Linked DNA regions of Homo sapiens: region 2 is linked to region 1. A link is an interaction called in ENCODE POLR2A ChIA-PET data of the cell type or tissue named here. Cell type or tissue: GM12878. All regions are shown on one strand. Links, peaks and the distances in the headings refer to the core of each region. The heading gives the core; the rest is flanking DNA.

The links. Peaks named below come from ENCODE experiments on the same cell type or tissue, not always from the same donor. Only the 100,000 strongest peaks of a DNase experiment are listed, where the experiment ranks them.
Region 2: POLR2A ChIA-PET joins it to region 1 with 5 read pairs; 1 of 35 experiments calls an interaction of 5 or more read pairs at or near these places.

Annotation. Positions count from the first base shown.
Region 1 is chr2:191,999,721-192,007,969 of GRCh38, forward strand. All of the region lies in intron 5 of TMEFF2 (transmembrane protein with EGF like and two follistatin like domains 2), which reads right to left. All of the region lies in intron 1 of CAVIN2-AS1 (CAVIN2 and TMEFF2 antisense RNA 1), which reads left to right. Among named protein-coding and RNA genes, the nearest start is that of CAVIN2, 160 kb to the left of the region's middle. RefSeq lists a silencer at 2,803-3,055. In GM12878, for the core only: no CTCF peak of the experiment used is centred there; DNase peaks (open chromatin) are centred at 4,741 and 5,099; H3K4me3 peaks cover 597 bases; H3K27ac peaks cover 1,047 bases.
Region 2 is chr2:191,919,276-191,927,524 of GRCh38, forward strand. The region is part of intron 1 of CAVIN2-AS1 (CAVIN2 and TMEFF2 antisense RNA 1); the gene reads left to right. Among named protein-coding and RNA genes, the nearest start is that of CAVIN2, 76 kb to the left of the region's middle. In GM12878, for the core only: no CTCF peak of the experiment used is centred there; a DNase peak (open chromatin) is centred at 3,956; H3K27ac peaks cover 487 bases.

The sequences.
Region 1 (8,249 bases), core at 2,029-7,028:
TGTACTAAAAGGACCAATCTTCAATGGTCCTTAACATTTTGGGGGGGCCACAAAACCCTTTGGAAAAATGAAAGCTATAGATCTCTCCCCAGAAATATCCATATTCATATAAACAACCCTTCTGTATAAAATTTCAGGGTTGTCTTGGGCCCCTTTAAGCATATCCTATGAAACCCCTTCCGAGATATACACTACTATTTTTCTACCTCTCATTTTAAATAATAAAATAATAAATACAAGTTGATTGCCACTCATGATGTTAATATTTTTCTATAATCTAAATAAAAATTCAGTGATTTAATGAGAATTAGGTTACCTAAAGAAGAATTAAACATTTTCAAGAAAATTTTATATGATTGTTCCTATATCTTTACACTTCTCTATTTTATTATTCTGAATATTGTGTCTTGTGTGTTTTCTGGTGTATGTGTACAACCATGTTACAGCTTTAGAATATAAACTCATATTTTAAATTTTTATTAATATTTATGTTGTTTTTGTAAATAGATTATATGTTTCTCAAAGTCATGAAGCATACATTTTTACTTCTGTATATTTTACTGAGAGCTAGGCATACAATGGCAAGCAGGTTACTACATGCTAGACTCTCAACATGTATTGCTTTATTTAATCCTCACAACAGCTGTTTTACAGACCAAAGACATTACATAAGGTTAGACACTAGTAAATTGTGGAATAAGGTCCCACTCATAGATTTGTTAAGCTAAAACCCAACCCCCTCTCTCTAATACCACAGACTGTGTTATTAGAATCTCCTGGAGAACTTTTAAGTATACAGATTCATAAGCAGATTTCTGGGCTCCAGTAAATCTAGGGTAGCTTCTAACATTCTATATTCTTAAGTAGTCATCCTGGCACCAGACTCAATTCCTGGGAATCACTGCTTGATCAGTCTGTTGATTGAGAGAGGCTTTGTATACACACCAGTGCATCTCAGAGTGTAGTCCTTAGACCATCTGTGTCAGAATTACCTAGATTGCTGTTTAAAAATGCTGGCAGAAAATGTGCTAATGAACTTACTTATTTATTTATTTATTTTGTAAGAGAATTGCTGTAGGAATGCCTGGTTATTTTTACATTTACCTATTTAGGAACAAATAGCTACAACAGATGGCAACCATCTCTAAACACTTAACTCATTGAGGAGCGGTGTTCCTACCTTAGCTTTGATGTTGCCATGTGATCACAAGCTACTGGAACATGACATTGCTACCTCAGCTGATTCTTGGCATCTGAAAACCTGAGATCAGGAGCTGCCTACATGTTCAAAGAGCTTCTGGTTCTTATAGAGCGGATGTGGATAAGTGACTCTGTAGGCCAAGCCTTAATCATTGTATTAAATAAAAAAGGAGTGAGGAGGTTGACATTTGCATTTTTAAAAAGGTAGTTTCTTTTGCCTTCAAACCAGTTTAGATTCTGACTGTTGTTGTGTTAGACTCTAGGAATTATCTCCTTCAAGGTCTTCTATAAAGTTGTTTGTTAGCAACTGAAAAACAGAAAGGTATGTTCTGTCACTTGTCTACCTAAATGGTAAATTAGATAAGATATTAGGGCTTTGACGGTATATCCAAATTAAGTCCAAAGAAATTTAGAAATGTACACTATATATATATTTTACATTTTTATTAATATTTATGTTTTTGTAAATGTTTTGTAAATAGATTATATATATATACAGTGTACATTTCTAAATGTTTCAGTGAAAAAGTCACATATATATATAGACAGAAAGTAATTGGCAGTTCAGAAACCCATTTGATAGCATGACAAAATGGTGCAAAGGGAATAGAGATGGTGATATAGTTTGTCTGTGTCCCCACCTAAATTTCATCTTGAATTGTAGCTCCCATAATTCCTATGTGTTGTGGGAGCGACCTGGTGGGAGATAATTGAATCATGGGGGCAGGTATTTCCCTTGCTGTTCTCATGATAGTGAATAAGTCTCATGAGATCTGATGGTTTTATAAAGGGAAGTTTCCCTGCACAAGCTCTCTTCTCTTGTCTGCTGCCACACCTTTCACCTTCTGCCATGATTGTGAGGCCTCCCTACCCACGTGGAACTGTGAGTCCATTAAACCTCTTTCTTTTGTAAATTGCCCAGTCTTGGGTATGTCTTTATCAGTAGGGTGAAAACAGACTAATACAGACAGAAAGATAAAATTTGATTGAATTGGACTGGTTAGAATCAGTGTTTCACTGAAAAATTCACTTAAGCTTTAACACCAAATTGAACAATTGTGTGGGATATTTTACAAGATTCTCCAATTGGTGTATTTATTTATTTATTTATTTATTATTTTTCAGTTTGACTAATCTGATTTTGGTCCCACAGCTTTTCTGCTGCTGACATCCTTCCCCCTTTCCTTTCCTAGCATCGCTTGCTCAAGGCCTCCTTTTAAGATTTGTTTCCTCTCAAAATTCCTGGCTCTTGTTGCCTCAAATAAAGCCTTTCATGGAATGGCTAAGAAACAGGTATAGATGGTTGATGTTTTTATTCTCAGCCCAAGAGGAGGACATAGATTCATTCCTTGAGGTGAAAGTTTCCCTGGGATATAAGCTTCAGGAATGCATGGATTATATTGGTCTTTTTCTCAATTGCATATCCTCATCATTAACTTCCATCTTTGCTCCCTACTCTATATACTTGCATATATTAAATAAATGCAAGAGTACATTTTAAAAATACTTCCTGTGACTCTCAGCAATCACTGGAAATTGGAAATCTATGGAGAATATTTTTTTTTTTTTTGTGAATAAGTGGAAGAAACTTCAAAGATTTGCTAAAATGGCTTGAAAACAATAAGCTGGCCGGGCGTGGTGTCTCATGCCTGTAATCCCAGCACCCTGGGAGGCCAAGGTGGGCGGATCACCTGAGTTCAGCAGTTGGAGACCAGCCTGGCCGACACGGTGAAAGGCTGACTCTACTAAAAATACAAAAAGTAGTCAGATGTGCTGTTGGGCACCTGTAATCCCAGCTACTCAGGAGGCTGAGGCAGGAGAATCACTTGAACGGGGGAGGCGGAGGTTGCGGTGAGCTGAGATCCCACCACTACACTCCAGCCTGGGCAACAGAGTGGGACTCTGTTTCAAAAACAAAACAAAACAAAACACAAAAACGATGAAGCTTGGGGAAAAGGAAATGTTGTGACTGGATTACCAAGGACCTACCATTTCTATGTTTCCAAAAGACCAATAAACTCTGATTACATAATCATTATTTACTATATTCCATGTATATATGTCTATTAAGCTTATTCAGTCAGAAAAACATGCAGGATTCCAAGACCATGGTCTGAAACTCTAAGTCCATCTTGATCTCTATTTGCAGTGATTGAATTATCTTTGCAATCCCCAACCCGCCCAATATCTTGCACACATGAAACTTTCAATAACTACATGTTGGATAGCTAAATGAAATGAATGAATACACTAACAATTTTACATTCTTAAAGAAAGGTTGCTATTCTAAAAGTTACTATTACTATGCCCATCTTACAGATAAGAAAATTGAGACTTGGAGAAGTCTCACAGCTTGAAAATCGAAGAGCCTAAATTCAAATTTAGGCAGTCTGATGTCAGAGCCTGCCCTGTTCTACATACTGAAAGTACAAAGAAAGACAGACCCAAACTCCTATCACAGACCCAAATTCCTATCACTCTCTGATTAAAGGAATCCTTTGAGTAAATAGGATTTGAAAACCAAGGCTATGTCTACTCTTGGAATATGTCATGATTTTATGAATTTAAATCATATTGACTCTTGGTCCTTGTCTTCTCAAACAAGCAATCCAGACTTTTTGTGCATCACTGGGATATATCAGTGAATGTTAGTTTTAAGACATTGCAAATTAAAACCTGGTTTTAGAATTAGTAACTAATTTTATGGGCATTAGATTAACCTGACTATCTAAAGCATCAGTTGCTCAAAATATTTTATCCTTAAATAAAATGCTATATAAAGATCCACATGAAAACTAATATTTACACGCAAATACACATACACACAAACACACAAATGTATAGCTCAATGAACTCTACTGAAATTACAAAATTAGAGAGTTTTAGCATTAATTTTTTTCCAGGTGTCTGCTTCAAAACTTTCAAAGAGGAATTTGGGGAAGTTTACATTCATGGGGTAGAGGTGGTTTTGTGTGTTTATATGAGTGAAAAAATTTGTGTGTGTGTGTGGGGGGGGGGCTCACACTCACCTCCATGGTGCATTTACTGCATTGGTAATGCACCTGTTTACTTGTTTATACCTCTACTTTTCTGCAACCTTCTCAAGGGCAAGGTGTTTTACTTACCTTTGACATCCTGGTACCTAGTACAGTGCATTACAAACATCTTCAATAAATGGTTGTTGAATAAATTACTGAGAATGGCAGATGGTGTTGAAAGAGTTGAAAATATTCATTGTGCTATATATTAACACCTAGGAGAGATAACTTTGTGCTACTTGGCAGATGTGGGGTCTCCAAAGGAGAGGGGGTTCCTGAAGAACTAAGGCTCACTGTCCTCCTTTTATTTGTGTTTCCACAGACAAAGGAAACAGGAAACAAACAGTTAGTAATCTTGATGGCATCAAAGTCCAACTGGGGCAAGAAAATGTTTTCACCAGGCAGGCTACTACTTCTCATTTGTGGTATTTGGGTACAGTTTCAGGCACCAATATAATTTGAACATGATAGCAACTTGTCAGTTTATTGCTACATTAAACCACTGAAAAACATAAGGCTCTGATAAAAAGGTGACAGAAGAGCCAGGTTCAGTGGTGTATGCCTGTAGTCCCAGCCACTCAGGAGGCTGAGGCAGAAAGATCACTTGAGGTCAGGAATTTGAGAGCAACCTGGGCAAAATAGTGAGACCCCGTCTCTAAATAAATAATTAAAAATACGTTTTGAAGATTAAAAAAGAAAAAGAAAAAAGGTAGCAATTATCATATAATGTAATGGTGAAACTGCAGGTCACTTTACCAACTTATGTAAATTAATCAAGGGTTTTTCTTTCTGCAGAAATGAAAAGCACACGTTTTTGAAAACAGAAACTATCCCTTCACTGCTTTTGGCAAATAATTGCATTATTATTCATTCTGAGAGGAGTAACTAGTTAATTATAGCATGTCACAAGTATTTTATGTGAGCCAAAGATTTGTAAGGCTGAGGACTGCACGAATGCCTTTAAGGTTTTTTGTGTTTTCTTTTCTTTTCTTCTTCGTTTTTTCAACCTATCTCAGTCTTTTGACATTTTGACACTGCGATTACATAGATCTCTTTTCTTCTAGGCTACAAAGAAAAAGAATCAGCCTTACTCGAAAATAATAATTTCAGGGGTCTGTATGTGGTAATACTACCCTCTGAAAATCCTTCAAAGAAAATTAACATTGACTGAAAACCTTAGCTCTCTGAATTATAAGATAGAAGAGAAATAGGAAATAATTTTTAAAGACCACTTGATGGAGTAAGGAACTTAAATTATAGCAGTAAAAGGTAGCATTTGAGACAACTCACATACATTTGTAACTATCTCATCAATATTTTCGGGGGGTTTGACATTAATTTAATTCCCTGCCTCACTTGAAATGGCTCTTCCAAGGATGATCTGCAATGAGTTAAATAAGCTTCTCTGTGTATTTAGAAGTGCCTTGTCATCTGCCAGAGTGTGAGAATGCAGAACCTGGCAGCTAGCAAATTACATATTCATGTGTCTGGTTTGTGGCTGCCCTCTAATTTCACTAGATTTTGTTTCATCTATTAAACATGGCTGTCACTTATTCCTCTCCCAAGGTCTTTGACTTGGTGTCCATTCCGTATTTTGACCATACAATATTCCTAGTTAGTTTCAAAGCACCCAACTATACCGCAGTGAGGCTGGCTTTCTGGTTGTTTCGGACCTTAACTGTGGTTTTTTTGTTTCTCTTGAGGGTGTCTGTCTCTGGGGCCATTACGCAGACCCTCTCTGGCCTGGCCAGTAAATAAGGTCAGAGCTGCTGTCTGTGATCCCTGTCAGATCTGTAATGGATGAACTGCATTATATTAATAACAGTAAAAACAGTGTGTACCTTTCATTCAAGATGCTTATGATACTTTAAGCCCATTTACTCATTAACTCTCACATCACTCCTTTTGATGGAACTTGATTATAAGTATTTTATCTGTAAGGAAACTGCAGTGCAGGAATGACTGTGAGTTGTGAGAGAAAATGAGGTAAGAGATGTGAAAATGCATTGAAAAATTAAACCCTGTATTCAAAGGGTAGAAAAGCATTAACTGACTGGTAAGGCTAATAAGTCTCCCATGTCATTACTCAGGTCTCAGGTGACTTTTTTTTTTTTTTTTAACTTATAGTGGGCAATCCTTTTAGTTTTGAAATCTAGGAGGAATGAATAATGCCCTTCTCCAGAAACATTACCCAGGACTGCACTCAGGTTTTCCAGGGTGGCCAGGCTCATCTTGCACGTGGAAAAAGCTTAGTTGCCATTAGTATCGATCTCTTTATAAGGATGCAAAACATAGAAGTTGGCCCATTACATGGGGAAGGTCTTGGGAATACTGGTCCTCACTGATCAGAAATAGACTAGGACAACAAATAGCCAATCAGAGGAAAACTGAGCTGCGAAACTCTTGCCCTGGGTGGTCCCAGGACTTCCAAAAAACGGAATCACATTTTGAAGAGAGGGAACTATTGCTGGGAAAGAGACTGATGGCCACATATTGAAATAATGTCTAATTATAATAAAGACAGATGGAGAATGTGACTACAGGTTGGAACTTGGTATTAGACCTCTATTTAATGAGGCTTATTTACTAGCTGGATGGCACTGGGCTACTTCACTTTCCCAAGCTTTAGAATCCTCACCTGTGAAAATGGAGATAATGACTCAAGACTGTAGTCACTAAATGCATATCAACTGCTTAACAAAGTTTCTGAGAAGTTGTAATCAAATACATACTGTCCATCATTAACTTCTGGCTTTCAAATCCTGGATTTCAAATTCTGGATGCAGATCAAAATCTTCTGTGGCATACTTAAAAAAACCAGATGACTGGGTTGCAACTCAGAGATTCTCATTTAGGAGGTCTGGTGTGAGGCCTAGGTAGTCGCTGTTGTCAAAAATGCTACGGGTGATTCTGATGTGCAGACATGGTGAGTTGGAGTTATATTAGATACTCTTTCTCACCCTCTAAGACTAAGAGATTTTCCAGATTTACTGTATATAAGATTTATTGTGACAAATTTTGGTGCAATAATATCTGGAGGGGCATTCAGAAATCAGTATCTTAAAGCAAGTTAGCTCTTTCTGTGGGAGAAGGTTTGCATCCCCTATTGAGAAATCTCAGCTACTCTGACTCCAGCCACATCTTTTTTCCCTTTCCTATTCATTCCATTTTAAGAAATTTAATATTCTTGTTTAATGTACACTATTCAGTGACATGCTTTAAAAGGCTTTATTCATATGGCACATACTCCATGCAATGTGTTTGGTGTCAGATGAGAGGGACAGGTGATTAAACACACTGATCTAAAAAACATCAGTGGCAAAGCTGTCAGCAGAATTAATTTGCCAAGTAAAACCAAGACCAAGTGGCAGAAAAGGGGGTGAAATTATCATGAGGTTCCCCTGTGTCTGGCGCCTTGCTCCTACTTCCTTAAGACTCTTTTGTTTAATGCTCATAAGATAGGGAGGAGGAGGTGGAAAGTGAACTGTCTGGAAAGAAGAGTAGGATTTAGATGAAGAAGAGTGGTGGAGAGAATGCCTGGGGAAATGTATGGAGGAAGACAGTATACAGTGTGCTGGGAGGATCACAGATCAGTCTGATTAGAATGAACTCTTCCCATCCAATGTGGCTGAACACAACGCTCTAGACAGATTGCAAAGGGCCTCAATTCCAGTCCAAGGAGTGACCTTTATCTTCTGGGGAATGAGGAGGCCTGAAAGGTTTTTGAGCACAGTGTGATGAGAAGGTCAACATGATGAAAGCGGTGCTTTAGAAAGATGGCGCTAGCAGTAGAGTGCAGGCAGAGGGACTAGTTCCCAGGCTACTGCTGTTAGGTATAGAGACAAGGAAGGAAAGCCCCAGAGTGAGGCATTCACTATATGGAAGAAAAGGAAGAATCATTAGGGTTTGGTGGCTCGCTACTTAAGGCATATTGTAGTGAAGCACTAAGGCAAAAATGTCACCCCATGTCCTTCCTGCTCTACTCTTTCCTGCTTTTTTCCTGATCTGTAC
Region 2 (8,249 bases), core at 1,107-6,106, 81 kb before region 1:
TGCTTAATGGGTATAATCTTCAATTTAATTTGAGATTAATTTAAAAATGTATTGCTTGAAATATTTTATGTTAATAAACTTTTAAATATTGCAACATGGTATTAACACTAAATGTGTGACAGGCACTGAATTCCAGAAAGGTTTCTTAAAACTGTATTAACTTGTGGTTAGAGCTAAATTATTCTACCCACAAAAATAACTTTTGAATAAATTAACAAATTAATTAGTGTTATCCTTAAAGACTTGGTGAGAACCTGCATATTTCTGGGTGAAGGATTGCAGACATAGCAAGTGTAATTATAAGGCCTGTAGCTAGAAGTTGGGTCTCTGGCTGTTTTTATTTGTCTATTGTTTCTTCTATTACATATGATCACTCTTCAATCTTTACTGTTAACAAGAGAAATATATGAAGGAACTTCGACTTATTACACCTGAATGCAGCACTAGCATTTTAATTTTAATTTTGGAAAAATAATTTATAATAGTGGATCATGGCATTTTTTCACTCAAAGATCATGGTGCTTAAAATTCCTTATAATCTTCTTATTTTTATAATCTTCCTCCTGCTTGCTTATTTTTTGAAGTATTATTTATTCATTTATTCTTTCTTAAAGGTAAATACACGTATGCCTTTTTTTGGGTAAAATATGGTTAACCTGTTGTTTATTTAACCCCTTGGGAGTTGGATGAGTGTGATAAAATAAAGTTAAATAGGCCATTGGCTATTGTGGACACTGTTGGTTGCTTATTTAACAACAAACCTTACTTGTGTTTCTCCACCCCTTAATTCCTTGCTTCAGATCCTTATTTCATTCACATTTCTGGAGGATGCCTCTCAATAAGGTGGATCTTGATTAATCTGTGGCTAAGGCAAGCACAAGAATTCCAGTTCCCTTGACTGTCATTGGCTAAGGACTGGGCATGTGGTACAATTTGGTCAAAGAAACATGAGGAATATATTGAAAAAGGAGGTACCCTAATTTCCAATCTGGCATTTGAATATTATGTGATCCCGTGACGTTTGAAGCTACAACACCAAACTATAATCACAAATACGGCAATCAGGACTAAAAGAACGAAGATGGCAGATAAAAAAGATGTCATTGTTAAAACACTGAATTAATCAACTCTGGAACTTTAGACTTCTCATGTGAGAGAATACATTTTCCTTATTGCTTAGACAATACATTTTCCATTTCTTGTAGCCAAGACATTGTAAATGATATAACCTTACCATTATTTTATTTTTAGTTAGAATTCATGCAAGGATAAATGCTTATGATTTCTCATTTGCCTTCCCCTCTTTGGCCATTAAAATTGCAGACAATGTACAATATATTCCATTGCTTCAACTGGCTGCCTGCACATGGCATATGCTTCCACCCTTGCCTTCAATGCAGCAAGCAGATGAACTGATTGATTGATTGTTCTGTTCATCAATCACTTGTAGGCAAGCCCCGCTGTCAGTTACCTAGGAAAAGCTATAAATACAATACAATCCCTATAATCACAGCGTATTCAAAAAGACAAAACTGAGTTTGTGAGTGCATATTTGGAATGCATCTTTGACTGGAGTGTGGAGGAAGATGATGGATAAGGATGAGGAAGGGAAGAAAGACCTTAATTTGTATTTTCGGCAATAAAGCCCTGTTAGGAATTGCATTTTTATAAAAATTCATTGGCTCCCTCAGTGTCAATTTTCCTTCTAAGTGTTTGTAAGCAAGGTGAGCAGAGCTTATGATGAAGCACAAATGGAAGTCAATCATGCAGCATGGCAGCACCAGTTGAATATGGGGTGATAGCAGAACTTCAATTTGGACCAAAATTACTCAACTCAGGGAACCCCAACAGACTTATCTCTGTAAATAGCTCCCATTACGTGGATGGTTGGATAATATACATATACTTACAGGACAGTGCTCTCATTATTGTCCACATTACATTCCAGCCACACCAAATTATTAACAGTTCCCAACACACTAGGTTATTCTACATTCTGTTCTTTTGCACATACTGTGAACTTTACATGAGTTGCCCTCCATTCCTTTTTTGTTGACTAAATTTAACTTATTCTTCAAAGGCATCTATCTAGCCACCAATTCCTAGATCACCATCTGCTGTGAGCCCTTTCTGGCTGGGTTTCTACTCCTAAAAGAGTTAATAGTCTTATTCCACTGCTTGTATCTTAAACAGTATCATACTGAGAGGTGACAGCGTGCTGGCAGTCCTCACAGCCCTTGCTAGCTCTCTGCGCCTCCTTTCTGGGCTCCCACTTTGGCGGCACTTGAGGAGCCCTTCAGCCCGCTGCTGCACTGTGGGAGCCCCTTTCTGGGCTGGCCAAGGACGGAGCCGGCTCCCTCAGCTTGCCGGGAGGTGTGGAGGGAGAGGCGCGGGCGGGAACCGGGGCTGCGCGCGGTGCTTGCGGGCCAGCGCGAATTGCGGGTGGCCGTGGGCTCGGCGGGCCCGCTGCCCCAGGCAGTGAGGGGCTTAGCACCTGGGCCAGCAGCTGCTGTGCTCAATTTCTCGCCGGGCCTTAGCTGCTTTCGGGTGGCGCAGGGCTCGGGACCTGCAGTCCACCATGCCTGAGCCTACCCCCGCCTCTGTGGGCTCCTGTGCGGCCCGAGCCTCCCCGACGAGCGCTGCCCCCTGCTCCATGGCGCCCAGTCCCATCGACCACCCAAGGGCTGAGGAGTGTGGGCGCACTGCATGGGACTGGCAGGCAGCTCCACCTGCGGCCCCGGTGCGGGATCCACTGGGTGAAGCCAGCTGGGCTCCTGAGTCTGGTGGGGACTTGGAGAACCTTTATGTCTAGCTAAGGGATCTATATCGGCACTCTATATCTAGCTCAAGGTTTGTAAACACACCAATCAGCACCCTGTGTCTTAGCTCAAGGTTTGTGAATGCACCAATCGACACTGTATCTAGCTACTCTGGTGGGGACTTGGAGAACCTTTATGTCTAGCTAATGGATTGTAAATACACCAATCGGCACTCTGTATCTAATTCAAGGTTTATAAACACACCAATCAGCACCCTGTGTCTAGCTCAGGGTTTGTGAATACACCAATGGACACTCTGTATCTAGCTACTCTGGTGGGGACGTGGAGAACCTTTGTGTGGACACTCTGTATCTAGCTAATCTAGTGGGGACGTGGAGAACCTTTGTGTCTAGCTCAGGGATTGTAAATGCACCAATCAGCACCCTGTCAAAACAGACCACTCGGCTCTCTGTAAAATGGACCAATCAGCAGGATGTGGGTGGGGCCAGATAAAAGAATAAAAGCAGGCTGCCCGAGCCGGCAGTGGCAAGCTGCTGGGCTTCCCTTCCACATTGTGGAAGCTTTGTTCTTTTGCTCTTTGCGATAAATCTTGCCCCTGCTCACTCTTTGGGTCCACACTGCCTTTATGAGCTGTAACGCCACGAAGGTCTGCAGCTTCACGAACCCATCGGGAGGAACGAACAATTCCAGACGCGCTGCCTTAAGAGCTGTAACACTCACCGCGAAGGTCCGCAGCTTCGCTCCTGAGCCAGCGAGACCACGAACCCACCAGAAGGAAGAAACTCCGAACACATCCCAACATCAGAAGAAACAAACTCCAAACACATCCGAACATCAGAAGGAACAAACTCCAGACGCGCCACCTTAAGAGCTGTAACACCGCGAGGGTCCGCGGCTTTATTCTTGAAGTCAGTGAGACCAAGAACCCACCAGTTCCGGACACAATACTTTTCACACTGCATGATGAAGAAATTTAGCTTTATTGTTAGGTAAGTACATGTGCTTCCCTTCAACCCAGTATTGGACTACATTGGTCAATCTGGGCTTCATACCAACATGTTTGTTGAACCAACTCACTTCCGTGTGTATTATTGCATTTATAATTATCTGTGCCTTTTGTTTCTCTCTACTGAGTGTCATCTGTGACTTTCAGGTGTTGATCATTATGCTTTGGAATGGAACAAAGAGAAAAGATGAGACTCAAGAAAGTCATTGTTTCTCTTAGTAATGAGAAGGAAAAAGTGAAGTGAAACTTAACAGCGAATGTGAGAGTTTTTGATTGCCTGTGGGCTTTCATTTTTTCTTTCCATCTGGACCTACTAATTGAGATAATAGGTCAGGGAGACCTGGGTCTGTATTGGTAGGTATGATTGGATGGGCCCCAAGGAACTTCACTTTATTTTAGAATTAGGAGCTCATAGATGAGGTAACTTGATTTGACCTTTGCCTTCATTCTCTTTATCTTGAGGTGACCCCAGTAGAGTCTGCCTTTAGCGGTCTCCTTGGGTCTTTGATAAACAAAGCAGTTAGGGCTGAATGAGCTGTGAAATGAATAAGGGAATATTGATGCCCCACTATTTAATTGCCTCCTAAATCCATGGTAAATTTTTCAGTGATTTTAAACTCTGTAAGAATAGCAGACTCATTGATTTCTGTAATTCATTTATTTAGGGATTTCTATTATCAACTGAATTTGATTGATGGCTTTATGACAAATAGCTGTGTGCTCAGCATATACCAGCATTCTGTAAGCTCACTCAGCCATAAACAATTTGTGAATAATTCTTGGGTCCTTTTGCTGAGTCTGTACTTTGCTATTTAGGGAACAACTGATTGAGATTCCTTAGGTGAATGAGGTAAAGTGAAATTCCCACCTAGTTTGCTTGGATATATATATGTAGTGTGTGTGTGTGTGTGTGTGTGTATTTGTATGTGGACCCTGAGAATTCTCAAAGTCCTCTTTGAGATTCTGAGGCATTTTACTCTCAAACGTCAAGCCCCGTCTCATGATTCAGAATACATCAGAATCACTTGGACACGGAAATAGTGGTATCCTATGTGTGCTGTGATAATTGAGCCCTTCTCTAACTCTGTCTACCCAGACATAAGATATAGTAGGTAGTGATGTTATATGTTCATCAAAAATTAAAATGGATCCCCATACATCTTTTTAGTCTGTTCTTCTTGTTAAAGATTTTGATTCGCAACTTCCTCATGGATAGAAAACAAGTGTAATTTCTATTTTAGAGAAAATCAGATTTTATAAGACACCAGACTTGAAAACTTCTTTGCCAGTGAGATATTTTTGACTATAAATATTGCTTCCAGATTAATGGAAAATTGTGGCATGTATTTTAAAATCCTCTTCGTGATTTTCCTGATTATAAATCAATTTATCTATATTAGAAAAATTGAAAAATAAAAAATGTAAAGAAGGAAATAAAATTACCAATAAAACTACTAACCAGAATCACCACTATTACATTTCTAGTTATAATAGTCATTTTAACTAAATAATTTTCTTCTTAGAACAGTACACAGGCAAAGGTTATTATTTAGCAAAGGTTAATACTGGTCATAATGATGAGGCTTTTGTATTTTTGCTATTTACCTAAGATGGGCAAGCGAGTGTAGAGATTGAGTCAGAAGCTGGGTCAGGGACACTGTACCAAGTTGGACAAGTGTGTGGCTGAACGGAGCACCAGGCTCCCTTTACCTATTGTGGATGAGACATAAAACTTTTACTACAATCTGCAGAGAAAGACAACTGGGACAAATTAAAGTTTGACTTTAATCTCACATTTGGTTTTATAACTTATAAATTCACTAATAAAAGTTTCAGCTGTCTAAAATAAAATGAACCTGCAAAGAAGCAATACTGAGAGAGATTAGAAAATTATGCTGTCTTTCCAGATATATCGCATGAAAATATTTCTCTTGGAGTATGACGATTAGATGATATTTTTCGTATAGATTATGATAATTGGAAAATACTGTGATAATTTTAAAGCTAGGTAAAATAAGCAGATATTTTGAAGGCCAACATTCCTGTTGTCATCTAATGTTTATTTACACTAGCTTCCCTGAGTATAAAATAACTGTTCTTGGTTATTTGATGAAATGAGTTACCTATTTCACACTTAATTTCTTGGGATTTAGAAGTCAGTGCTGTGATGGCCAGGTGTGGGTAGTTCACGCCTGTAATCCCAGCACTTTGTGGGGCCGAGACAGGCAAATCACCTGAGTCAGGAGTTTGTGACTAGCCTGGCCAACGTGGTGAAACCCTGCCTCTACCAAAAATCCAAAAATTAGCCGGGCATGGTGGCACACGCCTGTAATCCCAGCTACTTGAGAGACTGAGTGAGGCAGGAGAATCACTTGAACGGAGGAGGGGGAGGTTGCAGTGAGCTGAGATCGCACCACTGTACTCCAGCCTGGGCAACTGAGCAAGACTCAACTTTAAAAAAAAAAAAAAAAAAGAAGTCAATACTGTGAATAACACATTAAAATAATAATATCTTATTGAAATATCATCTTTTAGGATGAGTAAAGGATTTAGCCAACTAATGTTCATAAAATTATTGCTAATTGTTCTTAGGGAAAAACTAAAGAAAATAATTTATTAATGCTAATTTTCTAGTCAATGATGAGTTAAACTCTTTGTATACAAATAATATAACAAAACAAATATTTGGAACTTTTAATGGACACTTTTTGTTACATGAGTTGTAGTTGATTGTCTCTTCATAGTAAAGTTATGGTTTGTGATACTGAACTATGCAACTAAAAGTTTGGTGTCATAGTTAATGTTCAATTATAGTGAAGGAGAAAAGTGACACCAATATATCAAAGATGAAGCTAATCCAATACGTGTACACTAGAGTTGTCCATGTAGCTTACTATTCCAACTCTGAGGGGTACCAAGAAATATTGTAGTATTTTTGATCTTATTAGTTTCTTCTCTACAAAAAAGTGGATTTGTTATTCTAAGTATCTACCAGTGATCTTTAATAACTTGGACATAAATGTATGGAAACTTTACTTTCCATGCCTTTGTACTTTTAGTTGCAACACTTTCTTGGGGGTAACATCTTTTTAAAGTTTACTCACACCGTATAGTGTTTTATTAATTTAGTTTGAGAACTAAAGAGGTAACATTTCAAGAAGTCCTTAGTTCTAGGAACTGGTAAATGAAGCCACATTCAGTCATTTTGTATGCTTTTTTTACTCAATAAATATTGATCTTAATATATCACCTAAGCTTTGTGTTTCTCAGCTTAGAAGTTTTAATTGTTTGAGTCTATCTTGATACAGAGTCTAGTCAACCTCTCTAATGATTCTACATGCTGCTCTCTATACTTCATTCAGTTTAGTTGTACTGTCATTGAGATGTGAATTCATCCAGGAAAAGCAGATACTTTGCTGCCTCAGACATATCTAATTTTAAAAATGTTTTATTTCCAAAACCCTTTCCTAGGGGTGCCCAGCATTGTGTTTCTCCTTAACTACAGAAGCAAAGTAAGCTGATTTTAGGAAAAATTGTTTCTAGTTCTTTCTAAACATTGGTTTAGACTTTTAGTAATTGATAAGATCTCATATCTTACACATATATGTCTATATCACTGTTCTCTAAGGTTAATCCTTTAACAATGGCACATGTTAAAGATCATACACCAGTTTTCTTTCTACTTAGGCAGTGTTGGAAGTGTTGATGTTGTAGTTGTTTGTATTTTATTTTCCCTGTAAGCTCAGACAGTTCACTACTGAAGTGAGTTTCATATCACCTACAAACTTGAAACCCACTGTGTGTGTGTGTGTGTGTGTGTGTGTAAAATGTTGGTGTGAAACTTTGTCAAAATGTTTCGAAAGTCTAAATAAATAGCACTCAGTGGTTTCCCTTTGGACATATGCTTATTTCTATATTCCCTTCTTGATTAATTTTTAGCTTTATTATGGAGGTTTTCAAACACACAAAAGTGGAGAGAAAAGGTTATAAACTACTGTGTACCCATCTTAGCAACATGTTGCTTTCTTTTTTGTTGTTGTTATATCTATCCTTTTCCCTCAGTTCTTTTTTCTAGGAATATTTTAAGGTGAATCCTGAATACCATATAATTTCATCCATACATACATCTATCTGATAACAGAAAAGTACTCTTTAAGAAATTCAACAGAATTTCCATAACTTCTTAGTATCTGGTCCAAGTCATCTAAATTGTCTCTCAAAGGTTATTAGCCAAGACTCCTCAATATATAAACCGTAACTCTCATGGATATTGCATCTGTAACTTTTATGGAGATGCCATTATCATATCAAGATTAGAAATCAGATTGAGAGCCTTTTGTTTCCAGAATCTCCTCTGGAGTCCTTCTTATGGGTGTGAGTCACACTGGCAAGCTGCCATTCTTCTCACATAGTAGTGGTTATTAACAACAGGTCACACATTTTGGCCACCGGTTCCATATTTT